Regions from separate parts of the Homo sapiens genome. Here region 1 is linked to region 2. A link is a loop called in an ENCODE intact Hi-C map of the cell type or tissue named here. Cell type or tissue: K562. All regions are shown on one strand. Each heading gives the region's core, and the rest is flanking DNA. Links, peaks and the distances in the headings are about the cores only. Region 1 overlaps RCL1 (RNA terminal phosphate cyclase like 1). Region 2 has its middle 61 kb from the start of JAK2.

Region 1 (10,742 bases), core at 1,434-9,433, 62 kb before region 2:
GCGGCTGTACCGTTTTACATTCCCACCAGCAGTGTATGAGGGTTCTAGTGGTTCTGCCTCCTCACCCACACTTTTGTTATTGTATGTCTTTTTATTATAGCCATCCTATTGGATATGAAGTGATATTTCACAGTGGTTTTGATTTTCACTTCCCTAATAACCAGTGATGTTGAGCATCTTTTCATGTCCTTATTGGATATTTGTGAGGAAATATCCGTTTAGCTCTCCCACTTTTTTTTTTTTTTTTTTTCAGTGAGTCTTACTCTGTTGCCCAGGTGGGAGTGCAGTGGTGCAATCATAGCTCGAGTAGCTAGGACTACAGGCTCCTGCCATCATGCCTGGCTAATTTTAAAACAATTTTTTTGTAGAGATGGGGGTCGTAATAGACTGGTCTTGAATTCCAGGCCCCAAGCAATTTGCCTGCCTTGGCCTCCCAAACTGTTGGGATTACAGGTGTGAGGTACCATGCCTGTACTCTCCCATCGTTTAATTAGGTTATTTGTCTTTTTATTATTGAGTTGTAAGAGTTGTTTATATAGTTGAGATGCCTGACCTTTATCAGATATATGACTTGCAGATCTTTTCTCCAATCCTGTAGGTTGTTTTTTTACTTTCTTGATGGTGCACTTTGATGCACAAAGTATTTTAATTTTGATGAAGTCCAATTTATTTATTTTGTCTCTTATTGCCATCCTTTTGGTGTTGTATTTAAGAAATGGTTAAGAAACCGTTGCCTAGCCCAAGGTAATGAATATTTACTCCTGTATTTTCTTTAGTGAACTTTATAGTTTTAGCTCTTACAGCTATGACTTTGATCTCTTTTGGGTTAAGTTTTGTGTGTGATGTGAGGAAGGGGCCCAGCTTCATTCTTTCACCTGTGGATATCCAGTTGTTCCAGCATCATTTGTTGCAATGATTATGCTTTCCTCATTGAGGAAATTAGCCATAACTGTGTGGTTTATTTCTTGACTCTCAATTCTCTTCCATTGATCTATGTGTTTAGCGTCAGTGTTTTTAAAGCTCCTTAGGTTATTCCATGTGCAGTCGAGATTGAGAACCATCTGGCCAGAGTGGAGAGTTTGGCTGGTTTGATTGGGAGACAGTACAGTGCGAGGTTTTTGTAATACTTCACTATAGATGTGCAAGCCATCATTCTTCACTAAGCCAGTATTCCCTAACCTTGCCCAATGAGACTTGCCAGGGATTCTTGTTAACAACATAGATTTCTGGCCTCTATGAACTGGGGAGTACAGGGCCTGGTGGAGGGTAGGGAGGGATCAGCTTTGTGTGTGGACTGTGATTCTGGGCTCTTCCATATGGACATTTCCTACCAGTTGCAAGTTCACCATAACCTTCAGGAACCTGTGTATTTAATGAACTGTTCAGGTGAGTCTTATGGTCAGGCTAGCTGGGGTGACGCTAGGTCTGCCAGGCGAGACCATTAGAAGCCTGTGCACCTGCACTGCGGTTCATCCACAGAATTGCTCTTCCCAAGGTACTCTTGGACTGATGCCATCGCCCTGTGATGCCATTGTCCTTGTTGTGTTTACTGTGCACACTTCCCCGGCCACCTTATTTAATATTGCCTTCTGCCAAATATGTACAAATACTGTCATACCCACAGTTCTTCCCCGTCTGTGTTGTTTGCTTTGTTTACATTACATAGCACTTTTCAGGAATAAAATTAATTTATTTATCTAGTCTCTATCTATACCACTAGATTGAAATCCTCCTGAGGGAAGGATTTTTATTTTTATTTTTTTTCATTTGAGTGCAATATTCCCAGCACCAAGAACAGTGCCTAGCATACAGTAGGCACTTGATACATATTAAGTAAATGCGAGGGTATTATTGGAGAATGAAGGGAGGGACTTGTCTGTTTCAGCATCAGTAGTCATTGTGCTTGTTTTGAATGTCATGGTGCTGTGAATCATGGAAATAGGTGTTTCTGTCTTTGTATAGGCCACTCAAAAATCATTGCCTAAGCCAGGTACATTGGGACACCCATAGTCCCAGGTAGTCAGGAGGCTGAGGTGGAGGATTGCTTGAGCCCAGGAGCTTGAGGCCAGTTTGGGCAACATAGTGAGACCCCATCTCTTATAAAAAAAAGAGTCATCACCATATTTCTGTCCATTTTCTGCTAGGTCTGAACTAAATAACTTATGTGTCACGTACGAACTTCTAACCTTTCCCCCCCCAGTTTAATTTATCTTGCTGTATTGCGTGTATCTCTGCAAACTATCTAAATCTTCTTTGGAAACTGGCTGGCTGAAAGGAAGTACTATTTAATCAGATTCGATGAGAAGGTCTTAACTTCAGCCCTCTAGGTCTGGGAGATTAAAACCTTGGATTCTAGGTGGTAGAGGATAATTTTTTTTTGAATGAATTTCTTTTTATTTATTTATTTATTTTTTTCCTTTTTAGGATAGAATTTTTGCGGCATTTGAAGAGCTTTTTCCAGATTATGTTTAAAATTGAAACCAAGCCATGTGGTGAAGAACTCAAGGGTGGGGATAAAGTGCTGATGACCTGTGTTGGCATTGGTTTCTCCAACCTTAGCAAGACCCTCAAGTGATAACCATCACAAGATAAGGCCCCAATGCCTACAGACAAAGCAGAAGCTGCCACGGACACCAATGGGACCAAGTCCAAATGGATTAATCCAGGACAGAATAGCCACTTGCTTAATTTTCTGTGAAGAAATATCAATATACAAATAAAAGACATCCCTGTAGCATATGGTTTCCAGCTGTTTCTCCAGTGGCATTGCCATTGCCCAGGAGGGGCCCAGTCACCATGAGAGCTCCCTTGCCTTACCTGGAGGAAGAATGTGCCTTCAGGCCACAGTCGTGCTGCTAGAACAGTCTCGTAGCTGCAGTTCAGCTGTGCTTCCTCAGCCTACTATCATAGGCTTCCTCAGCCCTCTGTCATATGGCTGTTTTGCAAACCTGTGGAGTCTGTTACTGTTCTTTCTGCAAGGACTCACCTCCTTGAGCCTTGGTTTTTGTTGTAGGGATTAAATGAGATAATATGAGTGGCAGCTCTTCATGAGTCCTGCAGTGCTAAGCAAATGTCAGAAATTGGTGTATTAGACTATTTATCTTTGATCTTCTGAATGGATTGCTGTCATGGACACGGACACGGATCTTCATCTGGTTCATTGTATTTATATGTGAGGGATGGATGGCTGCGGGGCTCCAAGTAAGTTATTGGGATGTTTTTATATTCCAGGTGTGCTGTACATTCTTATTTTATTTTCACAATAGCTCTGTGATGTAAGTGCTATCTCCATGAGAAAATTCATAAAGGGTGTTTTGTTCCTTTGAAATGTATAATGTAAAGACATTAAATCTCCTCATTTAAGGATCTAAGTGTAATAAGTGTAATAGAGTCAGGGTCTGGGATTTTACCCTTGCAAGCTAATAAGTTAGATTATTACTTTTTTATTGATGCTACCAGAAGACATGAGGATCCTGGGTCAGAGATAAAGAACTTTACTCAGCATAGCAAGCAGCATGAACTTCGTGTTTATATTGGTTTCCCCTGTCTCACAGTGGACATGGAGGGGCCCAGGTAGATGCTATGCATGTTACAAGTTTGCATCATAGCCAAAGAACTTGTTATGTTTGGGGACTCCACCTATTTCATGGCAAGCCTGTTGTTTCACGTGCAGAGATTACTTCATCCCTTAAGACTGCCTCCTGCAAACACAGTTTTGAGAAAGAACCCAGGCAAGAGCCTGCCCAGCAAGAATATGCAGGAATACCAGGATCCATGGCAGATTTCCCCTGCCAGCTAATAGAGTCTGCATTTGATATGTGCATAGGCTTGAAGTTTGTAGAAGGGGAAAGATGTACTTCTTTCTACTTGAATTCCAAATGGTGTCCTCCCCCGGGGGTGAACTTTGCCTCATCACTCCCTCTCGGTACCTTTTGCTTTTTAAGTGAAAAGGGGCTAGAGAAAGGCTGTGCTTTGATGTCTAGGGGTGTGGGAGGATGTGGAGGTAGAGAGTTAACCTTGAGGAAGGCCAGGACATTCTGGACTATGACATTCTACTGAGAGCTTTACATACTGTATTGGTAATATGCTCTTGGTATATAACAAATGCTCACAAACTTAGTAGCTTAAAACAATACCTCTTTATCATTTCACAGTTCTGAAGGTCAGATATCCAGGCAGGGCTTGGTTGGATTCTCTGCTTAGAGTCTCATAAGGCTGATATCAGGGTGTGTGTCACCTGGGCTGGGCTCAGCTCTCATCTGAAGGCTCTGGGAAAGAATGTGCTTCCAGCTCATTCAGGTTGTCGACAGAATTCAGGGTTGTAGGACTGAAGTCACCTGTTTTCTTCCCATTTTTCTTGCTGGCTGTGAGCTGTGGACAACTCTTAGCATATAGACAGGCACTGTCCGTATTTCTGTTCACTTGGTCTCCCCTACCTTCAAGCTGGCAATGGTGCATGGAATCCTGGTACTTTGGATTCACCTTCCGTTTGATACCAGCTGGAGAAAACATTGCTTAAAAATGACTCATAGCACAATAGTCCTACCTGGATTATCTCCCTATCTTAAGGTCAACTGACAACAGCAATACTAGATTTGTGTTTAAATAACCAGGGGCTGGGAATCGTGGATTACCATCTAAGAATTTTGCCTGCCACACATACTGCAGTCTTACCTAGTGCCGCTGACGTTCGAACTCAGATCTGCCCATATAGAGCTCAAATCCAGAACTAAGGGGCACATTGCTTTTGGAATATCACATACCTGCCGTTCCTTGTACAAGCTCTGGAAATGGTGCTGTTGGTCAATGTAGGGTGGCACATAGAGGCCAGGCAGATTACTATAAGCAGTAGAGGGGATATGTGCTACTGTCTGCTGCAAACCTGGAAGTGTCTGGTGTGGTTCCAGCCCTGCATTTGGCAAAGCTGCTTCTGGAGTTGGAACATCTTGCAGGAATGGTGATGGTATTGCCAAAAAGAGGACAAATTTAATATTTATTTAAACAGCTCACTCCCAGCCCCTTCTCAAATTCCCAAGAGAAGCAATGTACCATTCCTTCGGGAAGAAGTCATCCTTTGCTGTTTGCTGGGACATCTTAGAGACTATTCAAATCCTGCATTCTCTTCCTTTTTTCTAGCTTAGCTCCTGGTCGGTCCACTTACTTGCTGGGGTAGCTTGAAGCGAGAGATTCCAGCGTTTTGGGGCTTGGTTTTCTATCTTGGTCTGTCTGTTCCTTTCTGCTGATAGAGATAGACCATTCTGAGTTAACGGCAGCAGTTGTTCAATGGGAGTGTGAGTTTTTTAGGCAGATAAACCTGTGAACTTGCTGGGGGTCATGGCAGTATCATTCTTTGCCTTCTTGTCATCTACAAGGCCCTGCTTCTGTCTTTCAACATCCTTTAACTACATTCCATGCAGACTCCAGCCAGCCTCCATCATGATGATTTTACCATAGTGGTCAAAACAGTTGCTAACGGGTGGGAGGCAGCCAGTGTGTTGCAACATGACATGTTGATTGGGAAGGAGCAACAGGAGGACCTGCTGAATTACACATTGCCCTCACTGGGCAGCTAAGCCTCAGGGGTTTTGTTCTTTTAAAAAAAAATTAAATTCTTTTTTGAGTCAGGGTCTCACCCAGGCTAGAGTGCAGTGGTGCAGTCCTAGCTCACTGTAACCTCAAACTCCTGTGCTCAAGTGATCCTCTTGCCTCAGCTTCCCAAGTAGCTGGGACTATAGGCATGAGCCACTGTACCCAGCTAATTAAAAAAAAATTTTTTAGAGATGTTGTCCAGGCTGGAGTTTTTGTGTTTTTGTTTTTGTTTTTCCAATTTAATTTTAAGTTCTGGGATACCTGTGCAGGACGTGCAGGTTTGTTACATAGATAAACATGTGCCATGGTGGTTTCCTGCACCCATCCACCCATCACCTAGGTATTAAGCCCAGGGTGCATTAGCTATTTATCCTGATGCTTTCCCTTCTGGGTTTTCTTTATTTTAAAAAATCATTTCCAAAAAAGTGGTAAAGGATAGCTAATCACAGACCCAAATTATAAAAACAAAAATTCAAGTTGTACCATGGTGCCTGTCCTCACACCAAACGGCAGAAGACCATGAGGTGGCCATTTCCTGTTAGGTCTTTGTGTTGGGAGGCTGCTAGGTGAGACCAATCCTGGCACTTAGTTTTATGGGCCCTGAGTAGAAGAGTTGAAGGTGCTAGAGGGAGGCAAAGGAAGTAGGCAGGATGTTGTACAGAAGGCTGGAAGCAGTTGATGAAATCAAAGGTAGTTGGGGACACTGGAGCATCAGTGAAACAATTTCCAAAGTTTTGGCCGTGCCTGAGGTGAGGGTGGAGTTCGGCTGGGGGAGGCGGAATCAGAGTGAGCTAAATAAGTGGATTTACTGTGCCTTCGTTCCAGGGTCTTTGGAGTAGAATGTGGGGTTCTGTTGGCCTTCCCAGTTGGTAGTGTCAGACCTGGGGTGTACAGGTGGCAATTTTAGTCTGTGATGAGTGGGAATGCAGCACTGCAGGGCCTGTGCCCACCCAGGATCTCCATTGTCCCTTACTCCAGAGTGGACGAGAAGTAGTTGGCACTTGGGTTTCCATGTTCAGATGGTGCTGGCCTGTTCTTTAGAAGTGACTGAAAGTTTAATGGGATTGTCAACAGGCAAGCTGGGCCTTTTTGTACTTTTCTTGGCCACATCTAAGAGGCCATTTGAGTGGAACGCTTTATCAGTGTTTGGCATCTAACAAAGGCCGAGCCACGTCACTCCTTTACTCCAGCAAATGAAAGCTGTCCGGTTGTCAGGGTTTGCCCGGGTGTGGGGCTGCCCTCCTTCCTGGTCGCATTTGGCCCGTACCTGTCAGGTACCCTGAGCACGGGCCTGGGATCGGCACCTGTTTTAAAACATCCTAGATATTTCAGGTATTCAAGTGTCTCTGAGGGCTCGGGACATTCTTTATTCCTGTTTCCTCCTCATTCCCACCCCTCTGAAGAGCCTTGTGTCCAAAAATCCTCAGATTGCTTAATTTGTTAATTTATTTCTGCCACAATTTGGGACATTACATATTTCAACTGATATAGAAATCAGAGGCCAACTTAAAGACAAAAGATAATGAACGAGCCTGGCTAAAAGATATGTGCCTCCGTGTGTCTGTTCCCTGAATACCCTGTTACTATGGCTGCGATAGAGCACTTGGGCTGCTGCCGGACTCCCTGGGGGCCATCTAGGCAACTGGTCTCCGTCTTGGGAGAAAATGATGCCCCAAAGGTAAGGTCGGCTGCTGCTTCCTGCTACATCTGGGATGGTGAACCATCCTGAAGTTCTTTGTAATCTTCAAGGAAGTCTGTTAGTGTTTGAAATGGTACCTGGCTTCAGTTGTGGCAACCCAACCTCAGGCTGTTTTAGGTGCTGTGTGCAAGCACTTGTTTCCTGGACCCTCCCACATGCCCCCCTCTTGGTCCTAAGCTCTGTTTTGACCACCCTGCTATTTTACCCATTCATTAGACAATGAAAGGCATCGTGCCTAAGATCTATAAGCTTTGAAGGACCTATGAAATGCTTGCAAGAAACCAGGAAAAATAATCCTGGCTGCAAATCATGCAAAGAAAAGAGCAAGAAAAATATCTACAAAATAAAACACTGTACAGCTTAATTTTTTTCAGCTTAATTGTTAAAATATTGAGAATAATATAGGTGAGAATTTCTTTTTTCACAAGATTTATAGTTTTAGTGTCTGTTCTGCCAAAGTGAGCATGTCACAAGAATTTCTAAGTGCATGCAGTGATTACCAAGGAGTCATAGCTAAGCACATTGAGTTGCTGATCACCAAGCCATTTAAAAGGTAAAATTATAAATAGCTTTTCAGAGATTTGGATAGGGCTACATTTTTTCTTTCTTTCTTTCCTTTCTTAAGTTTTTAAAAAATAGAGACAGGGTTTTGCTGTGTTCTCAAATTCCTGGGCTCAAATAATCTGCCCACCTCAGCTGCCCAAAATGTTAGGATTACTGGCATGAGCTACCACACCCGGCTGAGCTACATTTTAATATGTGTGGTTCGATAATGCTCTCATAACACACCTAGAAAGTAAAACCATCTAAGCCTGCCCCTCCTCCTATGGAGCCACCTCCTCAGTCTTAAAGCCTCAGCTGCTCGTGAGGAAACCCTCTATCCTCACAATACACCCACTGCTACATGTTCTCATAGACGCCTCTCCCCGTCCTTATCGTAGTACTCACTGCACCCTGTCGTTGCTTAATTTTCCTCTCTCTTCACCTATGGTGGTAGGGGCCATCTTTTAAGATCTGGTGTGTCCATGATCTTAAAGTTTTTAAGTTTCTATTAAAAATCAATTATATTATTTGTGAGAGAAGTTTTTTTTTTTTCTTTTTGAAATACGTAAAATAAAGCTGGCTGGCTTCTTGAATTTTAGTAGTGCATTGTGGAAATAACACAGGCTTAGGAATTAGCTATGTTTGAATCCCAGCTGTGTTAGTAGCATTGTGCTGGCCCTCTGTCCTTCTGACCCTTAGTTTGCTCATCTGAAAATGGGAATTACCTTGTGCCCACCCTGGGATTGAGAAGATTTATTAAACTTGTGTTTGTGCTTAGGATTCTTTTTAGTTGTTTGATCCTTGGTAAAGATTCAAAGCAGATTTCTGCATAACAGGTTAATGTCAGAATGAGTCACAGCATTTATCTTTAACATCTAGTACTTGGGTGTACTCAGCTAGAAGACCAGAGACAAGCTATGGCACCTACATGTGGGTTGAGGTCAAACTGTCCCATGACATATGTTACAAGAGTTAAAGAGAGGGCCTACAGGCATCTCAGTGAGTTCACCGTGTTCCAACGTGGAGTGCCAGGATCCATCTAGTCGGCACAGAGGAGAAAGCCTGGCTGACCTGGCAGGTCCTGAAGCCACTGTGTACACCAAACCAAACTGAGTCGTAAGGAACTCCATCCTTTCCTCTCCCACCAAGAAAGGAAAAGAATCATAATCTCTAGTTGCCAATTCTGAAATTTTATGTGTCAGCCTACGTTTCCTGTAGCCAGCCTGGGGCTGCATGAAACATCATGTAATAGAAAAAGTCAAACAAGCCTAAGGCTCTGGTCTTGGGTCTTCTGCCTAAGGCACACCTTTGAGCAAATCATTCAGCTCTTTGAACCTCAGTTTCCTCATTAGGATATGAACAAAACCTACTGCAAAAGACTATGAAGACTAAGCATGCGTACTGTACAGGCCCTGGCAATACTAGGCATTAAAAAACTGTGAGTTGCCTCCTTGACTGGTGGTAGAGCGAAAGATTAGGTTTCATGAGTCCAGAGATACAACAGGAATGTAGAAGTCAGTTTAACTTGGGTGAGCCCTAAGGCTTTGAATTGAATAGAACATAGTTGCAAATAAGAAATTGACTCAAACAGCAGGATTTATAGGCTTTTTAAACTGAGAAGTTTAGTAGCGCATTTAGCTTCAGGTAAAGCTGGATCTAGGGGTTCAAACAATGTCATCAGAATTCAACTCTCAGGCTGAGGTGGGAGGATCACTTCAGGCCAGGAGTTCAAGAATTGAACTCTCTCCCATCTCTGCTTTCTGTTGTGTTGTCTTCCTTCTCCAGCAGGCATTCTTTTTCATATGCTGTTTTTTTTGACAACCCTTAAGTACTGGATAGAGATTCTCTACCCAATACTGAATCCTAGCTGTGTCAGTAGCATTGGGCTGGGCCTCCATCCTTCTGACCCTTAGTACCCTCATCTGAAAATGGGAAATATCTTACCCACCCTGGGATTTATTGGGTAGTGAGTGATTCTCTCTATTCAATACTTAAAAAAAAAAAAAAAACTTTTAAAAAAGCTATCAGAATTGTGTCTCCCTCTGTTGAACACAGAGCACCCCAATTGACCAGATCTGGGTCCTGTTCTCATCCCTGGAGTGGTAATGATGTCAGCCTCACCTAAATTGTACGGACTAAGAGGAAAGGAAGAGTTGATTCTCAAAGGGAAGTCTGAATGCTTTTATAGAAGAGACAATTGATACGGGATAGGCAGAAGGAGCAGTTGTCCACTGTAGACTACATTGCCTAATTCCTTGAATATTCTCAGAAAGATGCCCCACAATACTGCCTGCCCACCACCATCTTTCACCATCCAGAATCCTCCAGCATTATGGTATAGAATCGAGTAAACAAGGATGAATTCACCTTAACAAATGATGCCCAACAAAGGCAAGATCATTGGACTCAGAAGGCCAAAGTTATCTTGGATGCTTGGCAAAGATTTGTTATATTAGCCAGTGGCATTCTTGGGCTAGAAGGGGGAGCAGTACTCTGGGTGGTAACCCAGAGGGAGGAAAAGTGGCAATGACCAATTCCATGTGTGGGAGCAGCATGGGTGTTGTGGGCCAAGAGGAGGGGCCGGGGCACAGCGTAAAGAAAAATGTCAGTTGATGTTCTTGTTCTCTATCATGGTCCTGCCTTTTCTTTTTTCCTTTTTTTTTTTTTTTTTTTTTGTCCTAAGACAGAGTTTCACCAGAGACAAGCTATAGCACCTGCAGGTGGGTTGAGGTCAAACTGTCCCATGACATATGATACAAGAGTTAAAGAGGCCCTACAGGCATCTCAGTGAGTTCACTGTGTAGACATGTTGCCCAGGCTGGAGTGCAGTGACATGATCTTGGCTCAGTGCAAACTCTGCCTCCCAGGTTCAAGTGATTCTCCTGCCTCAGCCTCCCGAGTAGCTGGGATT
Region 2 (10,742 bases), core at 1,766-9,765:
GTGAGATGGGTTTCCTGAATATAGCACACTGATAGGTCTTGACTCTTTATCCAATTTGCCAGTGTGTGTCTTTTAATTTTAGCATTTAGCCCATTTACATTTAAGGTTAATATTGTTATGTGTGAATTTGATCCTGTCATTATGATGTTAGCTGGTTATTTTGCTCATTAGTTGATGCAGTTTCTTCCTAGCCTGGATGGTCTTTACAGTTTGGCATGTTTTTGCAGTGGCTGGTACCGGTTGTTCCTTTCCATGTTTAGTGCTTCCTTCAGGAGCTCTTTTAGGGCAGGCCTGGTGGTGACAAAATCTCTCAGCATTTGCTTGTCTGTAAAGGATTTTATTTCTCCTTCACTTATGAAGCTTAGTTTGGCTGGATATTAAATTCTGGGTTGAAAATTCTTTCCTTTAAGAATGTTGAATATTGGCCCCCACTCTCTTCTGGCTTGTAGAGTTTCTGCCGAGAGATCAGCTGTTAGTCTGATGGGCTTCCCTTTGTGGGTAACCCGACCTTTCTCTCTGGCTGCCCTTAACATTTTTTCCTTCATTTCAACTTTGGTGAATCTGACAATCTTGTGTCTTGGAGTTGCTCTTGTTGAGGAATATCTTTGTGGCGTTCTCTGTATTTCCTGAATTTGAATGTTGGCCTGCCTTGCTAGAGTGGGGAAGTTCTCCTGGATAATATCCTGCAGAGTGTTTTCCAGCTTGGTTCCATTCTCCCCGTCACTTTCAGGTACACCAATCAGACATAGATTTGGTCTTTTCACATAGTCCCATATTTCTTGGAGGCTTTGTTCGTTTCTTTTTATTCTTTTTTGTCTAAACGTCTTTCTCACTTCATTTCATTCATTTCATCTTCCATCACTGATACCCTTTCTTCCAGTTGATCGAATTGGCTACTGAGGATTCTGCATTCATCATGTAGTTCTCATGCCGTGGTTTTCACCTCCATCAGGACCTTTAAGGACTTCTCTGCCTTGGTTATTCTAGTCAGCCATTCGTCTAATTTTTTTTTCAACGTTCTTAACTTCTTTGCCATGGGTTCGAACTTCCTCCTTTAGCTCGGAGTAGTTTGATCTTCTGAAGCCTTCTCTCAACTCGTCAAAGTCATTCTCCATCCAGCTTTGTTCCGTTGCTGGTGAGGAGCTGCGTTACTTTGGAGGATGAGAGGTGCTCTGATTTTTAGAGTTTCTGGTTTTTCTGTTCTGTTTTTTCCCCATCTTTGTGGTTTTATCTACCTTTGGTCTTTGATGATGGTGACATATAGATGGGTTTTTGGTGTGGATGTCCTTTCTGTTTGTTAGTTTTCCTTCTACCAGTCAGGACCCTCAGCTGCAGGTCTGTTGGAGTTTGCTGGAGGTCCACTCCAGACCCTGTTTGCCTGGGTATCAGCAGCGGTGGCTGCAGAACAGCGGATATCGGTGAACCGCAAATGCTGCTGCCTGATCGTTCCTCTGGAAGTTTTGTCTCAGAGGGTTACCCGGCCGTGTGAGGTGTCAGTCCGCCCCTATTGGGGGATGCCTCCCAGTTAGGCTACTCGGGGGTCAGGGACCCACTTGAGGAGGCAGTCTGCCCATTCTCAGATCTCATGCTGCATGCTGGGAGAACCACTACTCTCTTCAAAGCTGTCAGACAGGGACATTTAAGTCTGCAGAAGTTACTGCTGCCTTTTGTTTGTCTGTGCCATGCCCCCAGAGGTGGAGCCTACAGAGGCAGGCAGGCCTCCTTGAGCTGTGGTGGGCTCCACCCAGTTTGAGCTTCTGGGCCACTTTGTTTAGCTACTGAAGCCTCGGCTATGGTGGGCGCCCCTCCCCCAGCCTCACTGCCGCCTTGCAGTTTGATCTCAGACTGCTGTGCTAGCATTGAGTGAGGCTCCATGGGCGTAGGATTCTCTGAGCCAAGTGCGGGATATAATCTCCTGTTGTGCCGTTTGTTAAGCCCATTGGAAAAGCGCAGTATTAGGGTGGGAGTGATCCGGTTTTCCAGGTGCCATCTGTCACCCCTTTCTTTGACTAGGAACGGGAATTCCCTGACCCCTTGCACTTCCCGGGTGAGGTGATGCCTCGCCCTGCTTCGGCTCATGCATGGTGTGCTGCACCCACTGTCCTGCACCCACTGTCCGGCATTGTCCCGTGAGATGAACCTGGTACCTCAGTTGGAGATGCAGAAATCACCCATCTTCCGTGTCGCTCACTCTGGGAGCTGTAGACTGGAGCTGTTCCTATTCGGCCATCTTGGCTCCACCTCTATTTATTATTTATTTAGAGATGGAATTTCACTCTTGTTGCCCAGGCTGGAGTGCAATGGCGTGATCTCGGCTCACTACAACCTCCGCCTCCTGGGTTCAAGTGATTCTCCTGCTTCAGCCACGAGTAGCTGGGATTACAGGTGCCTGCCACTATGCCTGGCTAATTTTTTTGTATTTTTAGTAGAGACAGGGTTTCACAATGTTGGCCAGGCTGGTCTCCAACTCCTCACCTCAAGTGATCTGCCGGCCTCAGCCTCCCAAAGTGGTGGGATTACAGGTTTAATCCACCACACCTGGCTAACCATAGATCTTTATTTAGCTCAGGAGTCTATGGGATTCAGCTGACCTGGACTGAATTCACCTGGGCTTGCTTATGCATCTGTGGTGAACTGCCAGGCAACCAGGTGGCTCTGCTGATCTTAGCAAGGTATGTTTACACTTCCAGGGGTTGGCAGGCTGTTTGCTGATCTATGATGTCTCAGTTGGAGTGATTGGGATTACTGGGGTGGTTTAGGGTAGCCAGGGTGCAAGAGAAGGAGCAAGTCTGAACATGCAAGCATATTTTAAGTCTTTACTTATGTCACATTTGCTAATGTAACATAGGTCAAGTTACGTGACTGATTTTGCAGTCATTGTGTGAGAGCATTACAAAGTTCAAAGTTGCAAGGCAAAGATGTGAATAAGAGAGATGTATTAGTTAGGATTCATCAGAGAAACAGAATCAATAGGATATATGTAGATATGGAGATCTAAATCTTGATATAGACAGATATATAGGAAGAGATTTATTCTGAGGGATTGGCTCACATGATTATGTAGGTTGAGAAGTCCCACAGTCTGCCATCTGCAAGCTGGAGACCAGGAAAGTCAGTGGTGTAATTCCAGCCCAAACCCGAAGGCCTAGGAACTAGGAATGCTAATGTCTCAGGGCAGGAGAAGATGGATGTCTCAGTTCAAGTAGTGAGCAAATTCACCTTTCCTCTGCCTTTTTGCTCTATTCAGGCCCTCAATGGATTGAATGATGCCCACTCACATTGGTGAGGGTGATATTTACTCAGTCTACTGATCCAAATGCTAATCTCTTTTGGAAACATCCTCATGGACACACCCAGGAAAAATGTTTTACCTGCTACCTGGGTATCACGTAGCCCAGTCAAGTTGACACATAAAATTAATCATCACAGGACGGATGAATAACTAAGGTCATTTTTTAAACAATTGATCACAGTCTTCCCTTTTGGATAAAATTATTCACATATTTCTCATATGCAGAATATACTAAAGCCCATCCCAGACCCCCCAAAAGTGTCATCCAATCATGGAAACAGGTTTGAAATCCAGGTTCTTGTGAGCTACGTCAAGCCAAGATATGACTTCTCTTGACACAGAGACTTGTAAACTAAAAAGATAAGCTATGTGGTTTCAGACACCCAATATACAGTGATAAAACAGAGACAAGATAAATGAGAACTTTATTGCATTGGGAATTCCAGTCGGGAACTCCAATTCCCAAAGTGGAAGAATGAGGGGCACATAGCAATCATAGGTTCACAGTAGTTCTGAAATCCTACTGGGCAAATTGCTGGGTCTCTCTCCTCTAAGGGAGTGAAATGTTTTTAAATTAGGGCCCAGCTCTGCTACTTGGGAAAGGCTTGCCAGCCTATTCATCACAGCTGTTGGTTCTGCCCTCTGATAGCCCTCCATACTTTCCATTGCCCTACTTGACCTCTTCTGAAGAGGGCATTAAAAGGTATGCCCTTTGAACAACTTTCTCTGTTTGCTTCTTGTCCAGAGAAAGGTGAGGTCCTTGAGGACTTCATATGTTTTGAACAATCTCTGTCCCTTCGAGTTTTGGCTGGTGGCTACTTTTGCTTTCTGTCTTCTAAGTTACCCCAGGCTGTCCTGTTGCTAAATATTTCGCTACTACAGAATGCTGTCACAATTTCTCAGGCCACTTCTAAAAATTCCCTCACCATTTTTTTAGCCTCCATCTACTGCTTCATCTCAAAGTTAAATGTCACAAGTTTTAGGTTGTGTTACACCAGTACCACACTTTTTAGTATCAATTATCTATTGACACAATCACGTTTCAAAACAGAATGACACAAATCTCAGTAGCATGCAAAACAAACATTTGTTTAATTCAAGAGTCTATGTAGCTTTGCTAATTCAGGTTGAGCTTAGGTGATCTTGGCTGGGCTTGCCAAGCCAAGTGGACACAGAGTCCACTGGCCATTGGCTCATCTAGAATGGCCCTGGCTGGGATTATCTTATTTTTTTCTACTGTTCTGTCCTTTGCAAAATTTCTCTACTATCTATATATTATTTTAAAATGGGAAAATATGTGATGAGTATATTTTCGGGAAAAAAATTACACTGTCTTAGGTGGCCATTCTTCTCCTTGTGAGCCAGGCACTGCTCTAATTTTGCCAGAAGACTGAAGAGATGTCAGAAAAGAACTGTTTGAACCATCAGGCCAAGCTGCCTCTGAAAGGACTTTGGAATATGTTGTTGTTGGAAGAAAGAAAACAGAGGGAAAATCAAGCCTGGTGGTACATGAGAAGAGGCATGTAATGAAAGCTGATGTTAGACCTATTTTTAGAAGAGTTCATGGCTCTCAAGAAAACGGAGTCAATGGTGACATTTTACTGAGAATGATAACAAAACCAGCATGACAGGAACCTGGAGAGAAGACTACTGGAACTTTTAGGCCCTCCAGAAAACCGTATGGCAGACCCAGAGCATAATACATTGTAGCAGTTGTAATTGTGATGCAATGTGGCAGTTACAATGTGATATCTTGGGCTCCCTCACAGGGTCACAAGTGGAGTGGGGTTGTTTACAGCTTTGTCACACACTCCCTTTTAGAGGCAGTTGGGTTAGGCCAGGCAAAAGGAGAAAGAAGTCTAGGTCCCTCTAGGAAACTAGATGCAACCTCAGCTCTCCACCTAACTGGAATCCCTTTTAGTTCCTAGAACCAATTTCCAGTTCACTGGGCCTGTTACATCTTTGACATCTTTGACTACTTGGCCTGACAACTCCCCTGCTCTACTATTTCTTCTCTCCTCAAATCCCTTCTTCAGCCCTCAGTCTTGTCTTCCTCCTGCGGCCCCTCATCCCACACTCAGGGGTCATGGGACCGAGCCGTGGGCTTTTGCCTTTATCTTACTACCACCTGCTGGGGCTCAGAACTTAGAAGCATCAATCCATTTTTAGAAGTGCCCTCTGCTGGTTGTTGACAACTCAACCTAAAAATTAAAGCCTAGACAGAGTTTCAGTTTGTTTAATAGAAAAGTGGGGTGGAGGCACTAGCAGATAGGATAAAACACAGAAGAATATGTTGCTATTATAAAAGCTTTTAAATTCCGCTGAATTGTGTTTGGTGTACTGTGGCATGCAGTAAAGCAGTGGTTCTCCATCAGGGGAGATTTTTCCATTCCAGAGAACATTTGACAATATCTAGAGACATTTTTGGTTGTTACAGCTGGTAACTGAGAGGCAGGGATGGTGCCACTGGCATCTGGTGGGTAGAGGCAAAGGATGCGGCCCAACGTCCTACAATGCATAAGGGATCCCCCCACCCCCAATAAAGAATCATCTGACTCCATTAGAGTGGTCCTGACTTAAATAGGCCAGAGAAAGCTGAAATTAGACTAATGTAATTTTGGGGTTTGGCCGGGCACAGTGGCTGCTCGGGAGGCTGAGGCAGGAGGATCACTTAAGGCCAGGAGTTTGAGGCTGCAGAGAGCATTTGTCATGCCACTGCATTCCAGCCTTGGTGACAGAGTGAGACCTTGTCTCAGGAGAAAAAAAAAAAAAGTTTTGAGGTTCGAAGCAATTAGAGATTAGTTGAGGGCTTTTCAGCTTTGGTTGCCCATGAGATGACCTGGGAAGCTTTAAAATACTGATGCTTGGGTCCGATCTCTAGAGAGTTTGATTTAATTTAATTTCTGGCTTGAGGTGTGGCCTGGGCATCAGGATTTTTAAATCTGCCCAGGTGAATTCAAGATACAGCCAAAGCCGGGAAAAATTGATGTAGTTCAACCCTCATTTTTTGGATGAGGAATGAGGTTCTGGAGGATATGGTCTCACAGCTGCAGAGTGGCAGAGCTGGAACTAGTATATGGTCTCTTGGAGAAAAGAAGATACGTGGCCCTTGCTTGACTGTACACCACACTTCCAAAGCAAAAACTGTGACGATATCTTCTTATGACTTTTTGATAAAAACTCTAAAGCTTTTTTTATATTCTATTGTTTCTTTAAATAATATTTTCAATAATTTTTTTTTCTAAAAAATGACACCTGCCAAAAATTCAAGCTTAGGGAAATGCAAATTAAAACCACAAGATATTACTACACACTTGTTAGTATAACTAAATAAAAATAATAACTGGGAATATTAAGCGATGATGAGGATGCAGAGCAAGTGGAAATCTCATACATTGCTAATGGGAATGCAAAATAGTACAGCCCCTTTGGAAGACAATCTGGTAGTGTCTTATAAAATTAACCATACCCTTACCACGTGAACCAGCAGTCTCACTCCTGAGTATTTTTTCAAGAGAAATAAAAACATATTCACATGAAAACCTGTACACAAATGTTTATAGTGTCTTAATTTGTAATCACAAAAATGAGAACAACTCAAATGTCCTTGAACTAGTGAATGGATTAACAAACTATGGAATCTCCAAACAAGGGAACACTAGTCCACAATAAAAGTGAACAAACTATGATCTGTAATAAATGTGGCACAAATGAATCGCAAATGGATTATGCTGAGGGACAGAAGCCAGACTCGAAAGGCTACATACTGTATTATTCCATTTATATGAAATTCTGGAAAATTTCAAAGGCAAATGGAAAAGGTGAAATGATAGAGAAATGGATGAGTGGTTTCAGGAGTTGGTAGTGGGTAGAGCGGTTGAGTACAAAGAAGTAACATGAGGGAAGTCTGTGGGGTGATGAAACTATTCTTCTCTTGATTTTGGTGGTAGTTACATGGCTATGCATTTGTCTAAACTCAAAGAACTGTATAATAAAAAGGGTGAATTTTACAGTGTAAATTTTACAAGTGACTAAAATAATACACAAAGACTCAAGAAACATTAAAAAAAAACAAGCAACAAACCACCCAAAGTTCCATATCTCAAAATAAGAAGTGTGATATTTGGTTAACATACTTCTAGGTGTCCCTTTATGCATACAAATGAGTTTATTTTGGTTCAACTTTGGTTGGCTAGATTACATAGTTGGATAGTTTTTCCAAGAAGGGTTTTCGTCGGTACTGTAAGACCTGAGTTCTCTAAAATTTCAAGGTCTAGTGTCTGCCTGTTGCCTTTAAATAACAATTTTGCAGTCTGTAGTATTTCTGGGATACAGTTTTGTTTTTTTTTTTTCAGAACATTGTAAGTAGTGCTCTCTTATGTTGTAGCATTAAATGTTGCTAAGGAGTTTTTAAAGTCTAACTTGATTATTCCTCTTTGTAAGTGTCTTGCTTTTTTTGTCTGTATGACTGAAATAGTCTTTATTTACACTGGAAGCTTAATAACTTAATTAAAATATGAGTGAAATGTTTGTTTTTATGTCAAATTTTCATTCAACAAATGCACCATGAGTACTTTTAATCAGTTCCTTCATCATTTCAGGGAAAATTTCTTTTATTATATTTCTCAGTATTTATTTATATTCCATCAGCTTTTCCAAGAGTACCAATCATTTTCATGTAGGACTGTCTTCTTTTTTCTGGTATCTTTCCTAACTGTCTGAACTTCTTTATTTTCTCCCTCTGCATTAACTCTCATTATCGCCTGCATTTTCCTTCATTCCAGGAATTCAAATTGTCATTGTTTTACCTTCACTGGGACTAGATTGTCTATCCCCATTCTATTCCTTTTAAGAGCAAAGCACTGTTATCAATCCACTTTTCTGCAAACCAACAGTACAGATATGAGTGTAGGGGAGGAGAGCTAGGCTGCGCTGAGTGAAGTCTTTATTTAGTTTCTGCTGTGTCTGCCGAGTTTTGCTGAACCTCAGAAGAGTAAGATCTAGGAGCTCATGCCTGGCAGCCAATGGTTGGTATATCCCACTTCCAAGAGTTCTTAACTCATTCCTTCAACTCAGCACAATGCCCTGGAAACCAAGGGAAGCCACGGGAAACCCTTCCCGTCTCTGCAAATCCTGACTTCAACTTTTCTCAGGCTGCTTACTCATCTCTCCCTTCATTTACAAATTAATGAGAATCATTTTCAACTTTCTTTTCTTCAGTGTCATGCTTCTGGTTGTTCCCTGTTAGCAACCAAGTTTTGTAGTTTATGGCATAAGATTGGTTACATATTTGGTAAATTTTTACATTTTATTCTTTTTTGTTGTTTGTTTGTTTCAATAATATTAAGAGTTGAGACTCTGCAATTCTGCTTTGCTCTTTACCGGGAAGTACATTTGCACCACCACTTAATATCTGAGGTCAGTTTTCTCATCTATAAAAATAGGAGTGAAGCCTCTCATGAAGTGGTAAAAGAGTAAATGAGACTTTCTGAAGAAATCTCGCTAAATTATTTTTGGCTTAGGAATCTAAGAGTGACTTCCGCTAGGGAATTCTGTCGTTTACATATCTGATTTCAAGCGTTCGGAGATCTGTTGCTAATTAGCAGTATATTCCAGTTGTTGACAAATGTTTTCTGTAATGGGTCACATAGTAAATGGTTTGAACTTTGCCAGTCATGCAATTTCTGTTGCAACTAGTTTATTTACTCTGCTGTTGTAGTAGGAAAGCATTTATAGACAACATATAAATGAATGGGTGTGGCTGTGTTCCAGTACAATTTTATTTACAGACATTGAAGTTTGAATTTCATATAATTTTCACATGTCACAAAATAGTCTTCTTTTGATTTTTTTTTCAGCCACTTAAATATAAAAGAAGCCAGGTATGGTGGTGTGTGCCTGTAATTCCAGCTACTTAGGAGGCTGAGATGGGAGAATTGCTTGGGGCCTGGAGTTCAAGGACAGCCTGGACAACATTTAAAAAAAAGCGAAAGAAAATATTCTTACCTCATGGACCACACAAAAACAGGTGCTGGGCCAGATGTGGCCTACAGGATATCGTCTACTGACCACTGGTATATACTGTTAGCACTCCGGACCCTTGCTGGCATGAATAATCAGAACCTTTATAGCTTCTATTAAAAACCCCTTAGAGAGAAGTGAATTTAGGAAATATAATTGAAAGGACATACTATTTATATGCCCCTCTGTTAATTTTATACTCTATCTTTGGATCAAGTTAAACCACTGGATGACTATGAACTTGGACCAACTCAACTCAACTCTGAACAGTGTCCCTCACTGAATTAAATTAAATTTTTATTTATTTATTTATTTATTTTTGGAGATAAGAGTCTTGCTCTGTCACCCAAGCTAGAGTGCAGTGCTGTGATCATACCTCACTGCAACCTCGAATTCCTGGGCTCAACCAATCTTCCCACTTCAGCCTCCCAAGCAGCTAGGACTACAAGCATGTACCACTGTGCCCGGCTATTTTGTTGTTGTTGTTGTTGTTGGAGATGGAATCTTGCTGTGTTGTGCAGGCTGGTCTCAAACTCCTGGCCTCAAGCAACCCTTCTATCTTGGCTTCCCAAACACTGGGATTACAGGCATGAGCCATTGTGCCTGGCCTAACTTTTAATATTATGTTTTGTAGTTTTATCAATGGTCTATCTCAAGATAAAACAATTTAATTCAAGTTTTTTACTTGCAAAAATAACTTTTGTTGTTTTCATGTTCCAATAAATCACTTACTTTGCCTGGATGGGGTGATCTACAAGGACTTTCTCTCAGAATTCAGTATAGTAATCCTTCAGTATACACTGGGAAACCCTGTGAGGATACCAAAATCCAAGGATGCTCAAATTCCTTAGCTGGCCCTCCATATCTGCATATCTTCTGTCTAAGAAAACCTCTGCCTCCTTTCAGACACTTTCATAGTTCTTTCTTGCAGTTAACTACACACAACTGTCTGTGTGCTGTGGCTCATGCCTGTAATCCCAGCACTTTGGGAGGCCAAGGCGGGCGGATCTCTGGAGGTCAGGAGTTCAAGACCAGCTTGGCCAAAATGACGAAACTCCGTCACTACTAAAAATACAAAAAACTAGCCAGGCATGGTGATATGTGTCTGTAATCCCAGTTACTTGGGAGGCTGAGGCAGGAGAATCTGTCTCAAACAAAGCAAAACAAACAAAAAAACAAACTACACACAATTATAATCAAACTTCCCTCTTTACATTGGCTTCTGCAAAGAAGAATAGATTTTATTCTCAATCACAGCAACAGTATTCACCCAGGGCTACTGCATAGTACAACCATAGGGGACTTCAAGTCAGGCCACTATCGCAGACAGTTAGATGAGAAAGATTAATCTCTGGAAAAATGAAGTTCTTATTTCTAAGTCTGAGTCCAAACTTACTTTGAAGATTCCCCCCCACCACCCCTCCATTCC

Evidence for each region. Hi-C counts contacts between places; a loop is a spot of excess contacts. Peaks named below come from ENCODE experiments on the same cell type or tissue, not always from the same donor. Only the 100,000 strongest peaks of a DNase experiment are listed, where the experiment ranks them.
Region 1: a loop joins it to region 2, with 5 times the contacts of the local background. A loop is called at or near these places in 4 of 110 quality-filtered maps.

What each region holds. Positions count from the first base shown.
Region 1 is chr9:4,857,701-4,868,442 of GRCh38, forward strand. It overlaps RCL1 (RNA terminal phosphate cyclase like 1), which reads left to right. Exons shown (of 9, transcript NM_005772.5): 9 at 2,425-3,366. The coding sequence ends at 2,575. Among named protein-coding and RNA genes, the nearest start is that of MIR101-2, 13 kb to the left of the region's middle. In K562, for the core only: no CTCF peak of the experiment used is centred there; DNase peaks (open chromatin) are centred at 5,341 and 8,201.
Region 2 is chr9:4,918,947-4,929,688 of GRCh38, forward strand. No RefSeq gene overlaps it. Among named protein-coding and RNA genes, the nearest start is that of JAK2, 61 kb to the right of the region's middle. RefSeq lists enhancers at 5,212-5,371, 5,392-5,451. In K562, for the core only: a CTCF peak has its summit at 5,446 (motif pointing left); DNase peaks (open chromatin) are centred at 5,425 and 8,205; H3K4me3 peaks cover 823 bases.